Regions from separate parts of the Mus musculus genome. Here region 2 is linked to region 1. The links are chromatin loops, found by intact Hi-C in ENCODE. Cell type or tissue: left cerebral cortex. All regions are shown on one strand. Each heading gives the region's core, and the rest is flanking DNA. Links, peaks and the distances in the headings are about the cores only.

Region 1 (11,671 bases), core at 3,109-5,608:
TGTATCCAGCCACACTGCTATGCATTTCAGGAACAGTATTTCATTTAAAATCGAACAAACTCTTGAACACATAAAGAGAACAGAACACTTACAGCATTTTGACAAAGAATGTGAGCAGTTTGTCACATCTATGTTGCAAGGGACAAAAATGAGAAACCTCAGGCATGGCATCTGGGAGTCTGGAGTGGAGTGTTGTCTGGTCTGTGAGGGGAGCATGTAAGGGAATCCTTCCATTGCTTTGTCTGAAACCCACAGCCATTGGTCCAGTGATTCTAATCCACCCCTGGGAAAGAGGAGTTCTCAGGGAAGCCCCGTAGCTTCTTTCTAAAGGGTTCCTAACGACAGTAAAGCAGAGAACAGAAAGTTGCCAAGGACTGCAGGAAACGCCATTCTCTTTCTGTAGAGAACTAGACATTGGGTGAATCAGGCCAGCTCCTAGTTGTTGCCCTTCATCTTCTGCTGTACCCGAAGCCTTACCAGTGGAGCAGTGTGGCTGGTGAGAGCTATCAAGTCTAGGCTGGCTCAGAGAGGGGCCACCATGGTGGTTGGTGTCTTCATAGTTCTCTGCATGATTTTTCTCTATTCAGATCAGTGGTCACCCAGCCACTTGGGTATAGACCTGACCGCTTGCTTCCACGGTAGCCGAGACTGTCTGCGCATGCTTGCTTCTCTTGTTTTTCAGGGTATTTTCTGCTGTTGTCTTTGGTGCCATGGCAGCTGGGAATACTAGTTCATTTGCTCCTGACTATGCGAAAGCCAAAGTATCAGCATCTCATATCATCAGGATCATTGAGAAAACCCCTGAGATTGACAGCTACAGCACAGAGGGCTTGAAGCCTGTGAGTTTGTTTATTCACTTACATGACCTGCTAGCCCCATGGATAAAAGTAGTCCAAGAAGAAAGTAAACAGAATTGTGCTTTTGCTTATTTTGATTGTGATATGAATTTCTAGGCCTTGGGTTTGTTTCAGCAAGTACCAATGTATATTAAAACCTAGTACTTTTACATGACAGTTACAGCGCAATAAGAATACTATCATCTTCGTAGGCAAATTCTGGAGGAAAAGCTCCAAATTATTGCATTTGTGTTATGCATTAGATGGTACTAAGGCCACCACGTAAACAAGTGGACTCTCTCTTTTTCTTAAGAATTTTTAAAATTTCATTTTTATCTAGTTATTTATGTGTGTGTAAATGTTCCCTCACCGCAGTGCACAGGTGGAGGCCAGAGGACAATTTTAGGACTTGGTTCTCTGCTCCACCACGTGGATCCTGGGAACTGAAGTCAAGTTGTACTGCTCAGTAGCAGGGTCCCTACCCACTGAAGCATATTGTCGGCCAAGGCACTGATTCTTTTAGAGTCTATTAAGTTCTAGCTTTGTGAAATGAAGGTTAGCTTCATTTCAGAGCTCATAGTAGAATTTCACTACATTTGTTACTAACCACCTGGCTGAGATCTTTTTGCTCTTCATGGATAGAATCCATGAGCGTGGTCGTTAGAACTCTTTCATGGTTAGGAGTCCTAAGCCCTTTTGTGCCTGAGTCACAGGGGACTGAACTAGCAGGCTCTGCGCCTTGAGAACTAGGAAGCCTACTCCAGAATTTAGAAGCCAGAGACTATGGCTTTTACGTGTTATGTTAAAGGTTTATTGCTTGAAGCTTTAATGACCAACTGCCCTGATAATTAGAAACCATTATTGTTCTCACTGACCAACAGCATTGAGCAGCAGCTGGCATCACTGGCTCCAGTATTAGGGCCCTTAGCTCCCAGAGCAGTTAGTATTATAGGTCTTGAGTCTAGGGTGTCAGAACTTTGGTCTTTAAAGCTTTGCAGTTCTTCCAACAACTGGAGACTAGAGTTTCTCATCTATAGCTCTTTGCAATCTTTATTATCTCTACCTCCAGTTCCCATGCATGTCACTGACTGGAACTCTCTTCAGTTACCCTTCCCTGGCATGCCAGACATTGCTCTACTATTGCTGCTGTTGTCTCTTCTTTTCGTGGTCAGCTTAGTCCACTGTATTGATGAGAGAGAGGAAAAGTAGCAAGCAAAGGCTTATATATTAAGACAAATGTATCAAGACTATATTGACACTAATTACGGGCCTTCTGCTGGTCCGCTGTGAGCCCATCAACAGGGAGCATGCCATCAGCAGTGATCCCCTGCGTTCTGGATGATAATGCTTGCTGGAGGTCCTTGTGACTTCCACAGCAAGCTATTATAACAGTCACAATAGAAGTAATGCTCTCCCCCATTGAAGTGTGCTTTTGCCAAAAGTGGCTGTAGTTGCAAATACCATTTTCTTCAGACATTTGGCATGAGAGCATCAAGCAGCTGTCAAAAGGGCTGCTTAGCAGACAGCATTCTGCTCAAGGAAGCCAGATATTAAGAGGATGATCTATCACAGCCCATTTTTTGAACTCTTTTAGTCATTCATGCAAAGGATGAGTACAGTAAAGACTTAGTGAGTACTCAGCACAGAGCTAATAGCACTTAATAGTATTTAACAGTGCTTAAGAATTGCCCTGGCAGCCAGGAAAAGGTGTGTCCTTTTGATCTGACTCACCTGACAGCTGGAGGTAGCTAGGCTCAGTTCTACTCCATGTTTCCAATATTGCCATTATCAAAGTAACTATCACTATTCTCTTTTTAGACTCTGTTAGAAGGAAATGTAAAATTTAATGGAGTCCAGTTTAACTATCCCACCCGACCCAACATCCCAGTGCTTCAGGGGCTGAGCCTCGAGGTGAAGAAGGGCCAGACGTTGGCCCTGGTGGGCAGCAGTGGCTGTGGGAAGAGCACAGTGGTCCAGCTGCTCGAGCGCTTCTACGACCCCATGGCTGGATCAGTGGTGAGCACGTTTTTATATTCAGATCATCTTAAGGCCTGGATATTATTAACTCTTGATTATAAGCCATGTTTGGTGTCTAAGCTGCCCTGTCTGCCCCAGATACCTTCTCCATCAACAGTGCACCTCTGTTTTCCTTCACAGAAGCCTACTTACCACCTGGCTCCCTTGCATGAGAAAGGCATAAAAAGTTAGAGTAGCTTGAGAAATAGAAAGTGGGTCTAGGAGTGACAAGGAGATTACAGCCGATTACTATGTTTTGAGGAGGAAAAGATGACAATGAGGATGGGTGGCATGGATTTGGAGGAGGTGAGAACTGAGAAGACATGGTGACCTGAGGGAGCAAATCAATGGACCGTTTGCAACATTTCCTCTTAGTAAACAGCTCTGCACGTCTGAAGGAAGCTTGGGAGGAAACATGGAGATTCAGGGAGTGTGAACTGTGAAGCAGTTGACAGTGGAAGAGGTAGGAGTAGCAGCAGAATAGGGGACATTTGAGGTAACATGTTCAAAAGAAGGAATCTGGAGGTCTGTGCAGAGGACTCGGCAGTCAGAAGTACTCACTGCCTTGCAGAGGACCTTGGTTCAGTTCTCAGCAACCACTTGGTGCCTTAGACCTCCACTTCCAGGGGAATCTGACTCCAACTTATGACCTGTGTTATCCTTCTGTGTGCTCATGGTGCACATATATACACTGAGATACGTGCTTACATAAAAACAAATTAACTAAAAAAAAAAAAAAATCTTTTTTTTTTTGTTTTTTTTGTTTTTGCAATAGGGTTCCTTTGTGTAGCCTTGGCTGTCCAGGAACTAGCTCTGTAGACCACACTGGCCTTCAACTCACAGATATACATCTGTCTTTTCCTCCCAAGTGCTGGGATTAAAGGCATGTGCCTACACTCTCCAGCTCCAATAAAATCAATATTTTTAAAAGGGGGAAACTGAAGCATGCTTTGGCTATGAGTTTAAATAAATGTAGTGGTATACAGCAAAAAGAGTGCAAAGATGCAGCTTAGAGCAGAAAAGTGTTACTCTGTATGCACAGAGCCACATAGCCACACAGCAATAAGACAATGACCCAAACATTCGATTCCCATCAGCTCTAAGGGATCCTGGCTGCCATCAATGATGAAGATGAGTGGAGACTTTTCAATCTGATCCCATGGCTTTTAGAATTGCTACACAATAACTATTCAAAAACAATCATATTTTACTCAGTGTCTTAGTTAGGGTTTTTATTGCTGCAATGAAACACCATGACCGAAAAAAAAAAAAAAAGACCAAGTTGGGGAGGAAAAGGTTTATTCAGCTTACACATGCATAGCACTGTTCACCACTGAAGGAAGTCAGGACAGGACAGTAAACAGCACAGGATCCTGGAAGCGAGAGCTCATGAACAGGCCATGGAGGGGTACTGCTTACTGTCTTGCTTCCCACGGCTTGCTCAGTTTGATTTCTTATAGAACCCCAGGGATAGCACCGCCCACCGTGGCCTGGGCCCTCCTCCATTGGTCACTGAGAGAATGCCTTATAGCTGGATCTCATGACACATTTCCTTAGTTGAGGCTTCTTCTCTCTGATGACTCTAGTTTGTGTCAAGTTGACACAAAACCAACCAGTGTACTCAGTTTTTTTTTTTAAGTTATAAATGCTTTACACCTTTTTACCTTATTAAAAGAGCAGTTCTCAACCTGTGGGGTTGAACATCATATTTAGATTTATTTTATGACTTATATCATTCATAATAGCAGCAATATTACAGTTATGAAGTAGCAATGAAGTAATTTTATGATTGGGGTCACCACAGCATGAGGAACTGTATTAAAGGGTTGCAGCATTAGGAAAGTTGAGAACCACTCTTCTAAAAGGTCTTTGCTACATTCAAAGCAATTAGAGGAGATAGTGTCAGCCGCCAGAATTTTGAGTAATGTCCTCAATAAGCTTTTATTAAGCCACATGTAAACTGTGCAATTAAAAGAAATAGCATATGGTGACTTTAACTGGGACGATGGAAAAATATGCTTGTGCAAATTTGATTAGAGAAGGGAGACCTGGAGCTAGCTCTCAATGGCTGTGTATGATTTGCATAGTGAAGAGCCATATAGCTGATACTTATTGCAAGAGGTAATGTGGGTTCTGCTTGGTAGCACAGGGTAGCAAGCAGGCCAGTTAAAGTGGAACCTAGCAGAATTAATACTTTCCCAAACTATGTTGTTATATTTTAAGAAAGATTTTAAAATCTCATAGCATCTTATTATAGTCACAATAACTTCCTAGTGGGGCAGGGCATTGTCCCAAGGTAAGCAAGCTTAAATTTGCAGCTTCTCCGAGAAGGAAGTTGGAGAAGAGAAAGAGGAAAAAGCCATGCCACTTGAGTTAACCCAGCATAGAAGTCAGCCCATGGCAGACAAGAAGCCACAAGATAGGTGGAGAGCTAAAACATACTTAGGCTCTGGACATACTAGACAGTATTTGAAAAAAAAAACAATTATAAATGAAGAAAGAGTACACGTTAGACATTTCTGAGTCAAAAGGTAGCCCTGAAGCAACTGCACCAAAGTCAGAGAGAAAGGAAAGGAAGGAAAAATATACATTATCATTCACAGATACTTATTCCTCCCATCTTTTTAGCATGGCTTAACATGAACTCAGCTTCCTCAGGGGTGGTCTCTTGGCTGGGTGATTCCTTCCAGGAGGAAACAGTGACATGTCCTCAGGCACCATAGACCCCATTCTTTACTGTAACTTTACTAAACAACGGCAAAACCATTACATAAGGAACAGTGATGGTTCTGTAAAAACAACAATAGCAGGAGAGCATAATCTACAACATGGACAAAAATCATTTCAGCTCAGTACAGGAAACAGAAAGATTTAATAAAAGGAGTTAGGTGCTCACTCTTTGCTGAGCTAAATGAATAAGAGCAATGAATTGGAATAAGAGATTGGATTCTGATCTCAGCACTGCTGCTGCGGTCTATGACCCAGAAGTTACAGGGACTTCTGTCAGCATTATAGCTGTTCCTAGTGTACAAGAGCAAGCTTGTTCCAGCTGTTGGAGGAACTGCCATCTTCCACCACACCACCAGCCTACTCCTGCTAAATGAGAATTGGTATCTACCTCTCAATTTTACCCAGTAACATTCACAGATGGAATCAAGTGTGTCTCCCAAAAACAGGGAGTCAAGGAAGGAGTTTTGAGCCTGTTTGCTTGTTTGTTTGTTTGTTTCCAGACTTATTTATGTATTTTATGTATATGGGTACTTTAACATGTACATCTGCACTCCAGAAGATGGCCTCAGACAGGTGTGAGCTGCCATGAGAGTGAGGAGTGAGAATTGAATTCAGGACCTTCTGAAGAGCAGTGAGTGCTCTTAACCACTGAGCCACCTCTCCAACCTTTTGGTTCTTAGTATGTAAAGGTAGACACAAATGCACTGAAGCTAACGTATTCTTGTTCATTCCAGAAATACCTGTTGTCTTCTTCTGTGAATTGTACTAGAGCTTTAAAATGTCAGGACATGGTTCATAGCAGCCAGCCTCCTTTCAGAAGCATTCCCAGTAAATTAATGTGTTAAATTTTGTTTCTAAGTATCAGCTAGTGACCTGTTGGGAACTACAAAGGGTGGGGGGCGGGGGGTAGGTAGGGGAGGCCCTGGCGAAGAAAGGGAAGGGAAAAGGGGCCCAATGTCCGGCCAGAGTTCCTGTACTCTGGGCAGGCAGACACAGGCAGATGCTCAGGTGGGCATGCAAGCCTCTGACCCATGCAACAGGGGGTGGACAAGGGGCAGCCCCCAACTGGGACCCCAAGGCAACACCCTGTCACCCCGGGGTTATAGGAGAGAGGGATGAGAGGAGAGGTTCCCAACACTGGCGAGTTTGCACAGCGGATCTTGATGGAGCAGAGACTCTATGATTTAAGAGCTTTATTATAGAAATGCAGGGGGAAAGAGAAGGGGGAGAGAGAGAGAGGGAGAGAGAGAACGCTAGAGAGAAAGCTAGAGAGAAAGAGAAAAAGAGAGAAAGAGAGGAGAGGATAGGAGAAGACAAAGAGAAAGGAGAGAGGAGAGAAGACAGAGAGGAGAGAGAGGGGGCGAGAGTGAGGAGTAAGAAGTGAGAGCATAAGAGAAAGAGAGTGAGGTGGGGGCTGAACAGCCCTTTTTATGGTCTTTACTGTTGCTAGGTAACTGGGGAGGAGTTTAGCCTAAAGGTTAGAAGCTTGGGCCATTGCTTAAGTGACTACTGACCATGCTTCCCTTGTGAGGCCTGTGGAAGGTGGTAACTTAGGCAGGGACCAGAGTTCCAGGAGCATGAGGGAACGCCTACCGTGTCATGTAGGTGAATTATGACCATCGGGGTCCAGACCTCAGCTAGACTGGAGACCAGCCTGCAATTCCCCACAGTGACCCTTAGTGACTCTGTTAGTGGTAATAGGTATCTCAAAGGTATTTCTTACTGCCGTGGAAAATGATTGTCCACTTGAGCATCATTTGGTCTTTTTGTGGGGGGCAAGGGGGAGTTCTTGTAATTTATTGTTAGATAATTTTCTTTGCATTTTATTGGGTATTTTCTTTATTTACATTTCAAATGTTATCCCCTTTCCCAGTTCCCCTCCCTCCCAGAAACACCCTACCACGTCCTCCCTCCCCCTACTTCTATGATGGTCTTAAGAAATGAAAGCCTTGGAATCAGGAAACTCTTATGGCTGACAATAAGCTTTGTACCGTGCTGCTTGGGACCTTGACCTAAGTGGTGGCTTTCAAACTTTAATGTATATTACAATTGCAATGTCCTAGAAAGCTAGTAAGGGATACCGCCTGTATCATATAGCTTTAGCTACCCCACCTAAGCACCAGGAACAGACCGTGCTACCAGCCTCTGCCCAGAGAATATTGGATGAAAAACACAGACACACACAGTTGTTCAATTTCAACTTGCCTTTTTGGCACAGTTGCTGGGAGTTACTTATCTCCCGCCTGGAGAAGCGTGCCTTTAGCTCCACACCTCTTCACCTGCCCTCAACTTTGGTTGCTCAGTTACATCTCGTCCCAGCTAAACATCCCTAATGGCACACCTGTAGGAGCGCCCTGTGGAGAGCAAAGTGTTACGTTATATAAATTGGATTTTCTCTTGTATGTAGACGTTAGATATAATATTAAAAATAACGTCAAAGTAGAAGATGGACAAAAGAAAGAGGGACAGTAGTTTTATAGATTAATACATTCTAATAAAAAAGGGAATATTTTAAAAGCAACAACAACAACAATAATAATAACAAAATCTAGATACCCAAGTCTTAGATTGCAGAGTCTTCCTTTCTCAGCAACTGACTTAAGAGGGAGAGCTTCCTGACTGCAGCCTGGCCTCCCTCCCTCCCTCCCTCCCTCCCTCCCTCCCTCCCTCCCAGAACGCTGTTCAGGTGCCAGGACATACATATACTTGAAAGCCCTAGCAGCCTAGCTTTTTAAGTCTGCTCCTGGCCTGCATTTTTCCACCTCTAGTCTGTCCCAGACACCACAGTCAGGGTCTTTTGTCCCCTTTAGGTCTTAGTGACCCTACGAGATGTTGTGAAGAGAAAGAAGAGAGTGTGTGCATTGTGCTTATCTCAGAAATTAAAATCTTTTCAGTCCTTGACATTTTTTCTTTATTTCAGAGTACATACATATGCAAATAATACATATGCTGCACTTAATTACTGTACTAGGGAGCAGTAAATGTAGCAGGCTATCGTAGAAAGAGCTAATTATCTTCATTAGCCTTGCATTATTCCTTACCAAGTTTTACTTTCCTAGATAGGCCTTCCCTTGGGCTTGGATCTTGTGAGCAATTTTCATGAGTTCTGCAGAATTTCTGGGTCTCCCATCAGACCGCTGGTGTGCCTCTACCACGGGAGCTGTACCTGAAAGCATTTTACATTCTGGGTTTCCAAACATGTGTTTCTTAGAAGAAGGATTCTTTGGCCAATATGGGTTTAAATAGTTTACAAACCTGTGTGTTTTACAGTCATAATTAGGGCCAAGAGTTTTATTGTATTTGGTGAAATGTACAAACTTCTTAAAACTTATAGGAACCATTCAGACTTGCCTGTGATTCTATGCGATAACGTATTTTGCTTCCAGGGATATAAACATAGAATAAGCTTCTTTAAGGATTATTTCTTCTAATTTCCACTTCTAAGTTGTGATCCTTCCTCATTCTAACAAGATCATATAGCTATGCTCCAAAATGGATACCTTGCTTGTGTGCTTGTTTTGAGATAGAACTTTGCTACATAGTTCACAGTGGTCTAGAACTTGGCATGTAGCTCAGAATGACTTGATCTTACAGTGGTCTGCCTCCGCTGCCGTAGCGTTGGGCTAGTAGGCTTGTGCCTGTCACATGATATTCCCTGCCTCTCCCCATCCTTTATTTTGCACTTTGACTTATTAAAATGTTTAGAAAGCTAGGAGAGTAGATGCACACAGTGGTTCCCATGGTAACAGAGCTTGGTACTAGCAAGGTCATGGTATGCCTTCTATCCATGTAACTGCCAGGCTCACAAGTAGAAATGGATTCCTGTGGCATTCCTAGTTTTGGCCAGTGCTATACCAGAAGCCCAGAGAACATAGATGAACCATTTCACACTTAGGACCATTGTTTGACTCTCCAAAGCTGGGATACTGGAGTCTTCTTTAGAAGCCATCAACACCTCCCTCATTTGAAGGCCATTTGTTTTTGAAAAAGAGATCTGTTTAGTTGGCATATCTGTATCAGAAAAGGATTTTATCAACAAGTCTATGCAGGGGTCTCCCCAGCTCCTCTCCTGCACATCTAACTCATTGGTTCCCAGACTTCCTAATGTTATGACCCTTTAATACAGTCCTTCTCGTTGTGGTAACCCCAACCACAAAATTATTTTGTTACTACTTCATGTCTGTAATTTTGCTACTTTTATGAATCATAATGTAAATATTTGTGTTTTCTGATGGCCTTACACAACCCCTGTGAAGGAGTTGTTCAACCACAGATGGTTGTGACCCATAGGTGATGTAGGGGAAAGGTGGCCTTTTCTTTCTTACTCTTGGCTCAGTATTGAATATACCACGAATCCTTCTATACACTTGTCTATCTGTCCATTCTGTATCACACACACACACACACACACTGTTATAAGCCTTTGAGCCTCTAGCATAGCTCTCACTGTGTTAAAATACAAATGACAGTACTGTAGTATACCTTCTTGAGATCACAAGAGACAGGCTTCTCTGCTTTGCCTAAGTCATGGATCCTTTCTCCATCTTCAAAGCTAGCAGTAGCTGGCCAAGGCTTTTCATGCCACACACCTCAGGATAGTCTGCTCCTGTCCCCTTTCCATAGTTAAGAACCTCAGGAATACATTGGCTGCACCAAGATAATCTGAACAATCATTGTATTATAGAGTTAGCCAATTACTAGCAATCTAATGTATGCACATGATACAATGTGCTACTCTAATACCTCTTTGACAAAATGCATTCACAGTTTCCAGGAATTGAGACATGGATATTTTTGGAAGGAGGGTCAATTTTCTGCTTATTACTATGTAAATCAAAAAGAAAGAAAATGAACAAAAAACAGGGTTAAAACATGAGAAATGGGTACTTCCTCAAAATGTACAGTTATGGTATTCTTGAACAAACCTTGAAAATCCAAAGTAAAATAAGTAGGACTTCTTTCATCTCATGACAACCCCACAGTCTTAAAGTATGAAGTAATGGTGGTGATTTTGGTAGGTCTGAATTGTGCTGGTCCTGAAGTCAATCTATGAACCCTTGCTTTCAGTTTCTAGATGGCAAAGAAATAAAGCAACTGAATGTCCAGTGGCTCCGAGCTCACCTTGGCATTGTGTCCCAGGAGCCCATTCTCTTTGACTGCAGCATTGCAGAGAACATCGCCTATGGAGACAACAGCCGGGCCGTGTCTCATGAGGAGATTGTGAGGGCAGCCAAGGAGGCCAACATCCACCAGTTCATCGACTCACTGCCTGATGTACGTCTCTCTCCAGATTAAGACTACCCAAAAAAGTTAGCAGCCAAAACACATCCACATGTGTACACAGATCTGGCCACATCTCCCTTGCCTGCAAGGTGTTAAGTATACTGATCCTGTGAGTCCTGGTGAGGCAGAAGCAGTGTGACATCCATTCAGGAACTGTATAGGAGGAGGCCTGGTATAGACCTACAGCTTCAGGGTTGGAGGCCCCACCCTTTCAGGGGGATAGTGCTCTTTCTTCAAGTCTGAGTGAAGGACCAGGAGTCCATATCTGTATCTCCTAATTCTGACAAAGTGGTCCTCAGCATTCTCCATTTCTGTTTCATCCATCACTTTGCAGCTCTTTCACAAACTTCAAGCCTCCTTCTGGAATTAGGCCAGGCTGATGACTGGACCCAGGGCAGAAACAGGCCTCTCTAATTAGAGCTGAGTCGTTGAGAAGACCATGCTATTGTACAATTTCTTACCATTGAGAGTGTCATTGACCCCAGGTTATACTTAATGTTGGTTATTAAAATGTTTCCTAGGTTTAATCCTATGCTGGCTCTATCTTAAGCTCTCAGTTATCTTAATTTTATTGTTTTTAATCTTATGTGTATGGGTCTGTTACCTGCATGTGTGCCTGTATACCACATTCAGGTCTGGTGTCTACAGAAGACAGAAGGCATCAGAAACCACGGGATGGGAGTTATAGACAGTTGTGAACTACTGTACGTTCTGGAAATTGGTCCTCTGAAAGAGTAGCCAGTACTTTAAACCTCTGAGCTATCTCTCCAGCCCCAAGTTTTACCCAAATAATATACCCTCTTTCA
Region 2 (11,671 bases), core at 5,887-8,386, 370 kb before region 1:
CTGGTTTTTCTGATATAATTTTAATATGCCTATGTATCCCTATAGCTTCAGTTGTCCTCAGTAAACTTACAGTGATTCTTTGCAATTCCTAGGAATAAATTAATCAGTCATTGTTGGCTGGGTGATACGCAACACAACAGATGGTACAGCTCTAGGTCTACCCTGGGCTGTAGTTACCCTCCCTGAAAATGGAATCAATGGTTGCATGGAGAGGGAGTCTCTTGCAGCAACACAGCCAGACAAATTACTGCTTTATACGGTGTGGAGTAGCTTAAAGTAGAGTCCAGTGATCTAAATACTTCTCCTTTTCTTTTTGGACATGTCTACATAGCTCAGGGCTGCCTAGAACTTGCTTATCATCCTACTTCAGCCTATCAGCTTGGAGAACTACAGCCCAGTGTTACCATGCACAGCTTGTGGATTTCTCGTGTGTCACTAGTGCACACACAGCTCTGACAGAACAGTGAAAACAGTGAAAACAGTGAAAACAGTGAAAACAGTGAACTACAGCCCAGTGTTACCATGCACAGCTTGTGGATTTCTCGTGTGTCACTAGTGCACACATAGCTCTGACAGAACAGTCAAAACATCTTCCTGCTTTACCTGAGAGCTTAATCTTTATGAATAAGTAGCTTTCTGTAGGTTTCCAGGCTCTGAAATCGAAGAGTTGCATAAATGGACTAAAGAGCAGATTAGCACAGGACACAGAAACTGGTCATGGAAGGGGCCCCAAAGCAGTTGCAGGCCAGGAGAACTCTGGTCTGTTCTGTTAACTCCTATATGAGCGCCTCTCCTAAGGGCTTTAGTGCCTGTACTTCACGCTGAGAGGAGGCTCCTGGACACTTGGGTGGGCCATCTGGGCTGACCAGTTCATTCCTCTCTCCCACCTCATGCCTTTCCACCATAAGTCCTTCAAAGCCTCCAGATTGGCATATCAATGGCATCCTAGTTCCTAGGACCTCTCCTGCAAGATGGGACTTCTGCTTACTCACCTTCATCTTAACTGCTCCCTGAAATTCCCATTCTCTAGTCTGTGGATTTCATTCTTTGAATTCTTGAGACAAGGACTCTAAAGCTACTGACTGAAGACAGCTTTGGTGGCCCTTGAGTTTTCCAGGCTCCTAGTTAAGCTGAGAAAATTTCCATCCCTCTCAGCCATACCCCTTCACTCTCCTATCATATTGACATACAGGTACACAGACACTGTTCTTGCTAGATGACACTGACTTCTCACTTGGTCCCTGGAATTAACTAAAAGCAGGACAAAAGCCTGGCATTTTTGTAGTTCTTTTCTTTAGATGTCTTGCTTTCAACTTTTACAGTGTCTAAATTCAGATTCCAAAAGGTGTCTGAGAGTTCATTGTCTCATATATTGAAACTGAAGAAACCCTGGACTCTAGGAACACCTTTATGAGCATTCCCATGAAACTATGATCCTCACAAGACAGATTACCCACCCCAAATTTTAGAGCAGTTGTCTAGGATGGTGTGATTGAATGCCCAGAATTTTAGGGCCAAAACTCTGGCTCCATTTTGGGCAGCCACTTCAGGTGAGGTGTTTAGGCCACCATTCTAATATGCCAGGTAAAGATGAGTTGGGGGACAGGGGAATAGTTCAGTGGCTGAAGGGGCACCACACAAGTGTGAGGACCAAAGCCTATAACCCAAGTACATGGAAGGCAAAACCAGAGGATCCTTAGGACAATTCTAGCTAGACTAGCCATAATTAATAAGCTCATGAATCCCCAAAAAACTGTGACTCAATAAAGGGAGAATAATCAAGGAAGATACCCGTGGTAGTTTGAATGCCAAATGTCTCCTATAGCCTCTGGCATTGGAATATTTGGTCCAGTTGGCATAGGCTGGGTAGGTTTAGGAGGTGTGGTCTTGTGGAGGAAATATGTCACTGGGGGCAAGGTTTGAGAATTTAAAGACTCATGCCATTCCTAGTTTTCTCTGTCTGCTTTGTGAATGTGGGTTAGGATGTGAGTTTCCAGCTGCTGCTCCAACTGCCACGCCTTCTGGCTGCTACCCTGGCTCCAACTGCCACTCCTTCTGGCTGCTACCCTGGCTCCAACTGCCACTCCTTCTGGCTGCTACCCTGGCTCCACTGCCATGGACTCTAACCCTTGGAAACTGTAGCTCAAGTAAATGTCTTCTGTAAATTACCTTGGTTGTCATGTTTATCACAGCAAGAAATGTAACTAGTACAACACCCAATGTAGTTACATTCAGATGCATATGTAATCATGTGTCCATGCACCTGCACATACATGCCTCACATGTGTGGACATGTATAGCACGAGTGTGTGGGAAGCCACATGTGCCGTTGCAGAGTGGCACTGACTACTGCTGGCCACCACGCATAAGTTTGGACAAACAACCAATGTGTACATATGCAGTAAAGTTTTTTGCAAAGACACTGCCTGGCCCGGGCATGATAATGAGGCTTTGAGAGTATAACCAATCAGATGTGAGACATGCAAATGAGGTATGATAATGAGGCTCTGTGAGGTACAGAGAGAGAGAGTAGCCAATCAGATGAGGAACATGCAAATGAGGCGTAGTGCCTAACCAATCCGGGTGTGAGACACGCCTCTCCTAGGCCTATATAAGCAGTACCAGTTCTGGGCTCGGGGTCTTTTCGCCTCTGCAATCAAGCTCTCCCAATAAACGTGTGCAGAAGGATCCTGTTGCAGCGTCATTCTTGCTGGTCGAGTCCAGCGCGCGCAAGACTAGTGCACACACACACACACACACACACACACACACACACACTCACTCATGTGCATGCATGTAATAAAAAATGGTAATGGCCACCAGAAAAAAGCCACACCTATATTAGAGATTCTACAAGGCTGGTTAGAACTTTTTGGTTGTGGTGAGTTGGGATATTGCAGATCCAAAATTGTTCTAGATTGCTTATTATTGCTGTGATAAAACACCATGACCAAAAGAAAACTGCAGAGAAAAGGGATTTATATGACTTACATATACCAATCATTGTCCATCATGAAGGGAAGCCAGAGCAAGAACTCGATGAAGGAACCTGGAGGCAGGAACTGAAGCAAAAGCCATAGAGGAATGCTGCTCACTGACCTGTTCCTCATGGCTTGCTCAGCTGCTTTTTTTCTTTTTGTTTGTTTTAAACCTTTAATTGATTCTTTGTGAATTTTACATCATGCACTCCAATCTCACTCATCTCTGTCCCTTCATATCTACCCCATCCTTGCAACCTCCCTCCAAAAAGAAGAAAAAAATCTTATGGAAGCTATAGTGAGTCCCAGTGTGTCACCTTTTAGTCCACACTTTGTGCGAAGGTTCATTGCAATGAGTCACTGGTTTGGTTTGAGCCCTCTGGCTCCCTGTAAGGTATCAATACTGAATACTATCAATACTGGAACCTTACAGGGACTAGATATAGCAAATTCTACAAAATCAACAAGATGACAGGACATAAATATGCATCACTCAACAATCACTCTATATTAATGATCTCAGATGGGCAGTGGTGGCGCACGCCTTTAATCCCAGCACTTAAAAGGCAGAGGCAGGTGGATCTCTGAGTTCGAGACCAGCTTGGTCAACAGAGCAAGTTCCAGAATAGGCAGGGATACACAGAAAAACCTTATCTTAAAACAAACAAACAAATTAATGGTCTCAATTCACCCACTGAAAAGACACAGTCTAAACTAGTGTATTAAAATACAGGCCTCATCCTTGTGTGTGTTCATGAACCTTACTTGATCATAAAAGACAGATAAAGCAGATAATACTTTAGAGGACAGAGTAGAGAATGGATTCCAGGCAAATAGATCTAGGAATAAAGGAGTTTTCATATCTGATAAAATAGACTTGAAACCAAAACTAGTTGGAAGAGATAAAGAAGGCCACTTTGTAATGACTAAGTGAACAATCCACCAAGAAGACATTACAATTCTAAACATCTACATAGCAAGTGTGGGTGCCTCTGATGTCATAAAACAAGACACCAGCAATGGTATAGTCAGCAGCATAATGGTGGGAGATTGTGATAGCCCATTCTAATTAATTGATAGATCATGCAGGCAAAAGGTAAACAGAACATATAAATTAAATGAGATCATATATCATAGATTTAAGAGACATCTATTTAATATTCTACTTGAACACTCAAGAGTTCATATTTTTTTCAGTAGCCCACGCAACTTTATCTAAAATAGATAATATATTAGGACAGAGTACACACTCTTAACAAATAGAGGGAAACTGGAAAAGCTCCTGTATTTTATCTGACCACAATTGACTAGAACTGCAGATTAATAGCAAGAGGAACTACAGAATAGTCACAAACTCAGGGAGACTGAACAACACCACTGAATGATAGATTGGTCAGTCAATGCAGAGATCAAAAAAAGAGATCAGCAATTTACAGAAATAAAAGAAAATAAAAACACAACAACAAAATCTTAATGACAAACCTGAGGGACCTGGAAAAACCAGAAAGACCAAACTCAAAATCAGTTTGAAAGAAATAATTAAAACAGGGCAGAAATAGATGAAATAGAAATGAAAAATTATAAAAATTACAAGGTCATTTGATCAATTAAGTAAGACTAAATTTGCCAAAGTATTTTCAGACCCAGAATAATAAAACTAGAGAAAAAGAGAGCCATTATGATAGATACAAATGAAATTCAAAAGAATTACTAGGAGTGATCTTAAAAATATATTCTGTTAAATTGGAAAGATCTAAAATAAATGGATGAATGTTTAGATGTATATGACCTACAAAAATTAATCCAAATGAGATAAACAGATAAGAATTAATAGAGCTGATGCAGTAATAAAAACATCTGGATTAAAAAAAAAGCAGGCAAATTCAGCTTTGTCTTGTACAAATACACTACAAAGACATCAGAACTTAGAAAATACTTAATGACATTAGTTAGTTGTCTTTTGTGAAACTTTAAGCACTGAATAACGCAGTGAAAGAAAACACTAGGCCTAAGACTCAGGAATAAAATCTGGACCCTGTCTCTGGACACCAAGATGCAGAACACCTATAAAAAGCAAGTTGAGCCAGTCAGGTACCATGCTACCCAGTCAGACAGACCACACCAGAGAAGACCCCCCAGCCAGTGTCATGCAGGCCTGGCTGGGTAGTCCATGCCTTAGGCAATCCATGTCCAGTGAATGGGTGGGACATAACACTCCTGAGATGACACCAGAAACACAGAGGCCCCAGGCATCATTATGATGATGAGCAAGTAGTGGTGGAGAGACAGAGAGGGAGAGGGATGTTTGTACAGTGAAGGGAGGTAGAACTGCTGAGAGTGTGAAGAACAGCCTGATGAGGGTGGCTGGTGATGCCACCTGGGGTTATGGTGGGGTCCTGGCCCATGCTGCCAGCCAGGGCCATGTCTAAGTTCATGGACCTGCAACAGCAGGGGTCTATTCCCACCAAAGGCCAGGCGGATGTCCATAGTCTCCAACTGCAGTACTCAGGAGAAGGGGCCCCACATCTCACCCAGGGAGCAGAGCAAAGCTGGCCCTGGTTGCTGGGGGGTTGTGAGTGAGCTGGTCCTGGGGTGTAAGTGTGGGAGAGCTGGCCTGGCCACTTGTCTAATGTGTGGTGCTGTGGCAAGGGAGAGATGCCCTCCCCCACCTCACCACCTATGGAAGATGGGAGAGCTGGCCCCCAAGGTCATGAGAGCAGGAGAGCTGTCTCCGAGCAGTACTCAGCAGGCCCTCCTGGTCAGCACAGTAGAGCTGTCCTTGGTTGCAAGGGGTCACATGTAAGCCAGTCCCAAAGCATGAGAACAAGAGAGTTGGCACAGCCCCTTGCTGGGTGTAGTACTTGGGAGAGCAGCCCACACCTCAACTGGACAGCAGAGCTGGCCCTGCTGGGTTGGGATGAATCGGCACGAGGGCATGAGAGTAGAAGAGCTGGCTCTGCCTCTTGCTGGCTGCAGCATTGGGTGGGCTAGTCAGTGTTCTGCCAGAGAGCTCTCCCATGGTGGTTTCAGTATGGGGGAGCTGGTGTACTGACCAGCTCAGCTACAAGCCAGGCCCAAATCCAGGACTTTAACATTGACCCTCCCCAACATCTACCCCATCTATGAACTGTCGAAGAGTGCGAAAGGGCCAGTCCTGCAATCCAAAACTACAGGATCTCCATGACACAGGGCAGTGACAGGATATCCCAGAGGAGTCCCAGGGAGGCTCCAGTATTGATAGTATAACAGAAGCCAGAGTTCTGGAACCAGACCAATAGATGCACTGCAGAAAGCATTTGCAAGTAAAGCTGCTGAGACAAAAGGGTGTACTGTGGGATACACAGCTGCACAATACAGCTTCCACAATAAGAACAAAAGGGTGTACTGTGGGATACACAGCTACACAATACAGCTTCCACAATAAGAACAAAAGGGTGTACTGTGGGGTATACAGCTACACAATACAGCTTCCACAATAAGAACAAAAGGGTGTACTGTGGGGTACACAGCTACACAATACAGCTTCCACAATAAGAACAAAAGGGTGTACTGTGGGATACTCAGCTACACAATATAGCTTCCACAATAAGAACAAAAGGGTGTACTGTGGGGTTCATGGCTACAGAATACAGCTTCCACAATAAGAATTTTTTCATTTGGGGTAGATCTAATATATTTAAATGTTTTATTGTCTCTGGTTGCCTTTATCTTGTCAGAAAGAACAAAGAGCACTACTAAACTCATTTTATGAAACCATAATCAACCTGATACCAAAACTGCATGAAGACATAATAAAAAAGGAAACTATAGTCCAGTCTCCTTAATGAACATAAATCAAAAAAATCTGCAGAAAACACTTGCAAATTGAATGTGAAAACATAATTTGATTTGCAATTCTTACTGCAGATAGAACACTTTGCCAGATTGCTGAAACATGTCACCAGACTCTGAGGGCCACTGCCTTGTTAACAGGAAAAGGGCTTATACACAGTTTAGGCTGAGTTTAATAAAAAAAAAAAAAATCAGCTACTCTCTGCCGTGCCTGTATCTATGTTACAACACACAGTGGGGGAAGCCAGGAAATACACTGTTCGCTACATATCATGTATATAGATATGTAGACTGATACATACTGTGATGAGAAGGACTCTTTGGAAAGAATCCCCAAGTCCGTTATACATCAGTCCTGGTGCTCCTGGAGAGGTTCAAAAAAATGAATAAAGGAATATAGGAGACATCTGTTTTATACTCAGTGCCTTATATTCTTTACTACAAATTTTAATTACATCATATGGCCACATGATGGCAACATGTTAACATATTTCCAGGCCATGACTATAACCGTGTCCGGGTTTTGCCTGTAAACTACGAGTTGACTGGACTTTATCTTTCCCTCTACTCTTTGGTTCTTGAATTATAAGAAATTCAGAATATATCAGAATTTCTGTCAGTTTTATATTAGAGAGTTGTGATGTCACTAAGGGATAGGAATTTTTCAACTTCTCTCAGTTACTTGGGACCATTGTCCTATATGTAGTCAGTAACTCTCAAAATGTCATGTGCTATATAAGGAATATTTTAAAAGTATGTATAATATTCAATCTCAACAGAAGGGTTTTCTCCAATCATATCCATTAGTGTGTTGGATTTAATTAGTCCTCAATATTTATTCTATGTGCTGAAATGGAAGTTCAGTAAACACTTGAACCAGGTAACTATATTTGTCAAGGAAAAAGACCAGTACTGTATGGTTAAAAAAATCTTTAATATACATGCAACAAATATAGTACATCGAGGCAACAAAATACAGATGGAAAGATAGACATAGCCAGCATTCTTTGTGGAGTTCTGAAAAATAAACAGTACCACTGAAAATTAAAGACTGAGACACTGTTCACTCATGCAAGCGTTACAAACTGCCTGTAGCTCGAAACCAACTGCAGAAACTTGGGTTCCACAGTAGCAGATGAACTTTATATCAAGAGCTCCAATAATGGAGGGAAAGCCATGATCCTCAGGTGTCATGTCTCAGTCCGCAGTTCGCAGCAGGGATATGTCACAAACTAGTGCTTCTATCGGACAGATCTGAAAAAGTGTACCAACTGGGGAATCTTGTATTCCCTTCTACTTTATAAAAATGTATGAAAAGATCTTACCAAGGTTTTATATCTGAAAAATCATAAATGACAGGTGAGAGCAGGCCGTGGTGATAAAGCAGTAAACACTTTGACTTTCTTAGGAAAGTAGAGGTGCGCCCACGGCCAGCCTAAATTCCCAATGTTCTCATGACCATCTAAGTCCTCATGCAGCCTGCTGCAGGCCTGCTGTCTTTATTTGCTATTCCTGACACTACTTAAACGTGGCTTTGGCCACTGTACACTTAATATGGTGCACACAGATCAGAGAAGATGGAGGTGCTCTGTTTTAATGCATCAGCCTCAGGAAGAAATTGCTCAGTTTGTTCTGAGTCACCCGATGCAATGTCTGTCATGAGCTTGCAGGCCTCCTTTGCCCCAGAGATTAGTGTCTGCACTGCCTCACATGTGACACTGGTCATGTTACTATTGATTGATTCCACACCATGAGACTGCGCTCCAAGCACTTCCCAGAACCTCCCACCCCTACACTTTGGATAGAAGGAGTGAACCTGTGAGTTCAGCACTCCCCAGGAAGCTTTAGGAGGGATGCACTTCCTACTTGTCACAGCTGCTAAGTTTAAATATAAAAATCAACAGACAAGAGTGAGCACTGTGGCCCCTTCATGAAACAGTATAGGAAATGTCTTTGGCACACTTGTTTTCCTCCTAGGACTCACTATAGAATACACACTTCATACGTGTTTATTTTCAATAGGGTGGAATTTTTAGGGACACATGTAGCTGTTTTAAAAATTGTAAAAAAAAAAATTGAAACACAGCTCTTTTTAAAAAACCTGTTTTCCTACAGAAGTATAGTTTTGTTTTTTTTTAAACACTAAGATCAATTTGAAAAATGAGAAATCATGGCATAGTGGTAATGGCTATGAAACACCCAGTATGTAAGTCATTGTTGCACACAGGGAAAATAGCATTGTAGCTCCAATGTATATCCACAGTCAGACATCCTGGTTACTCTGCAGCTCTTTAAAAATCATTATCAAGTCATTCATTAAACTGGAAACTTCTGAGGTTAGTAACCCCTTGCCAACATTAGTTCTGAAGTTTGAAATGTTTCCAATGTCTTAGGCATACCTGGGAAAAGATGCTTTTCCTCCATACCTGACAAATTAAGTCAGCAACCGCCTAAAAAGGCACAATTCTACAAACTTTATGAAATGCTAAAAGTTGGTACCAACTGGTAAAAGGAAAGCTTAACGAGCCACTGTGTAGTTGTGGCTGGAGACTTCCCCTTACAGCATGGTACACAGACATCAGAGTGCAGGAAGTACTTCATGGAATTAGTTGCCTTTTGTGCAAATTTAACCACCAAATAAAGGAGCGAAAGAAACTGCTAAGCTTAAGTCTCTGGAGTAAAACCTGGACCTGGTCTCTGGACACCAAGACGCATTTAAACAAATATAAAAATTCAGCTGAATAACAACTATGTACAATTTATAATGAATTCAGACACTCTTTGAAAGATTTTTAAAGCCTAATCAACTTTAAACATCCTCAGTGACAAATGTAATATTTTAAAAAGAAAAATAGGGGACTACTATGCTTTTCCCTCAGAAATTTACATGGGCTGGACTAAAATCTCCAAACAACAAAATGTTACGCATGTACCAGAATATAAAATTTCAAAATCTCCCAGCAGCCAAACTTATGTAAACAGGATATTTACAATGCAGAAACTTTGGGTTTTTACGTAGTCTTTCAGGATGGAGTCAGGCCTGGGCTGGTTAGCTCCGTGGTGGGGCTTGCAAGGCAGTCGTTGGATTTTAGGCTTGTTAGGGACTTGTAACTTGCCACTGATGTCAGGGACCCACAGAGGCCAAGAAGTGAGGGGGTATCTTCTTTACCTGGACATTAAGACACAAGCACACAAGAGTAACAGTTTCATGAATCACTGCAAGACCAAAACCCAGGAGAAACTCCCAGAGCTTCTGGAGTAGTGACAATGTATCGATGCCGCTAAACCTATTTTACCCGGCAGCAGCTTCTAATACCTCCTCTAAGAATATTAGTGTTTTTATGTTTCTCGTAAAACATCTTGGTATGGTAGTTTGAGATAACGCATTTTGGAGTAAAAATGTAGTTTACCTTTTATTTACTGACTTATTTATTGTCTTTTTTTGACACCCTGGGTGTCCTGGAGCTCACTATGTTTGACCAGGCTGGCCTCACATTCAGAGATCACTGTACCTCTACCTCCCAAACTCAGGGATTACAAGCTTGTGCCACCACGCCTCTACCCCCTGTTTTTGAGAATATATTCACATTTTGTCACCCAGCAAAGAGAAAAGAATACTCAACTAAATAAGAGTAACTGTGGCCAAAGCAGGGAGAATGAGAATCCTGGACTTTCATTAAGAAGTGCGATAGAAACAAACTTACCCTCATCAGACATTACTCACTAGCTGACCATTGATTTTGTGTCTCCTGAGCACTGGGATCTGTGCTTTTAATTATAGCTCTGTTTCATAGTTTTATTTCTGGCGTGTGTGCCACAGTGTGTGTGGAAAGGCAATTCCCACTTTCCACTGAACATCTCCAATGAAGAGAGGACAGGAAGGAGTTCTAGAATTGTACACTCGTGACTTGCCTGAGTGATACGGTAAGTTTTCAGCAACCTCAGCTATATGAAACCCCATCTTAAAAAAAATAAAATAAAAGATTCTAAGACTACTATGAGCAACTAAACCTTTATTCTTTTTTACAGGTAGACAAGAGAAAAAGGCAATTAAAAAAAGTGTATGCTTAAAATCTAAAAGAAACTATTTAGAAACCTTAAAAAGAGAAATAGGGAAAATAAATTGGTTTATAATATAGTCCAAAAGAATGGCATACTTAGAAATAAATAATAAAATAATCAGATAATTAAAATTTTCTACCATATGTATCTACTCTGGAGAGACTAGACAAATGCTACTCTCAGGCTCAATGAAAGAAACCCTCCCTTATGGTGACTGGAGGTAATGCAGAGATCTGTAACAACAAAAGATGCTGAGAATAAAAAGAAGGGCTCGGCCCTGACTAAGACATTTGTACCACCACTTTTGTAATATTTTCAGAAGGGGGAGCACAAAACATGTAAGAACCAAAGGCCTGTGAAATGCCAACTTCTAAGCACAAACACGGTCTGAGCGACTGTGCCTACGTGCACTGGGCCCACACAACACTGGGGCTCCCTAACAGTCATAGTGAGGAAGGAGCTCCCAGTGCTCACGTCCTGCTGGGAAGAGAGTGAGAGGGGATAGCATCCAGTTGTATAGCCCCTGGGGAACACAGACAGACCACCTTAGTTAAACTCTGTGGGACACAAAACAAACAAGACTAATGAATATGAGGAAAAGATTTGTGAGGAAGAAGAGGGGCTTGCAGGTATGGGAGGGAAATGAGAGGCTGAAGGAAACCAGAATGCATTAAAACGTGTGTGACATGTCATGAACACAACTTAATTATTCTTAATGTTTATCTATTTGAATATGTGCATGTATGTACATATGTGGACATGTCTATAATCCCAGACTCTAGAGGCAGAGTTAAAAGGGT

Evidence for each region. Peaks named below come from ENCODE experiments on the same cell type or tissue, not always from the same donor. Only the 100,000 strongest peaks of a DNase experiment are listed, where the experiment ranks them.
Region 2: it touches region 1 in a loop (2.0-fold over the local background); 19 of 42 quality-filtered maps call a loop at or near these places.

What each region holds. Positions count from the first base shown.
Region 1 is chr5:8,850,775-8,862,445 of GRCm38, forward strand. It overlaps Abcb1b (ATP-binding cassette, sub-family B (MDR/TAP), member 1B), which reads left to right. Exons shown (of 28, transcript NM_011075.2): 24 at 683-839; 25 at 2,655-2,852; 26 at 10,650-10,856. Among named protein-coding and RNA genes, the nearest start is that of Abcb4, 37 kb to the right of the region's middle. In left cerebral cortex, for the core only: no CTCF peak of the experiment used is centred there; no DNase peak of the experiment used is centred there.
Region 2 is chr5:8,482,612-8,494,282 of GRCm38, forward strand. It overlaps Rundc3b (RUN domain containing 3B), which reads right to left. Exons shown (of 11, transcript NM_001347311.1): 11 at 7,725-9,978. The coding sequence ends at 9,833. Among named protein-coding and RNA genes, the nearest start is that of Slc25a40, 66 kb to the left of the region's middle. In left cerebral cortex, for the core only: a CTCF peak has its summit at 7,258 (motif pointing right); a DNase peak (open chromatin) is centred at 7,274.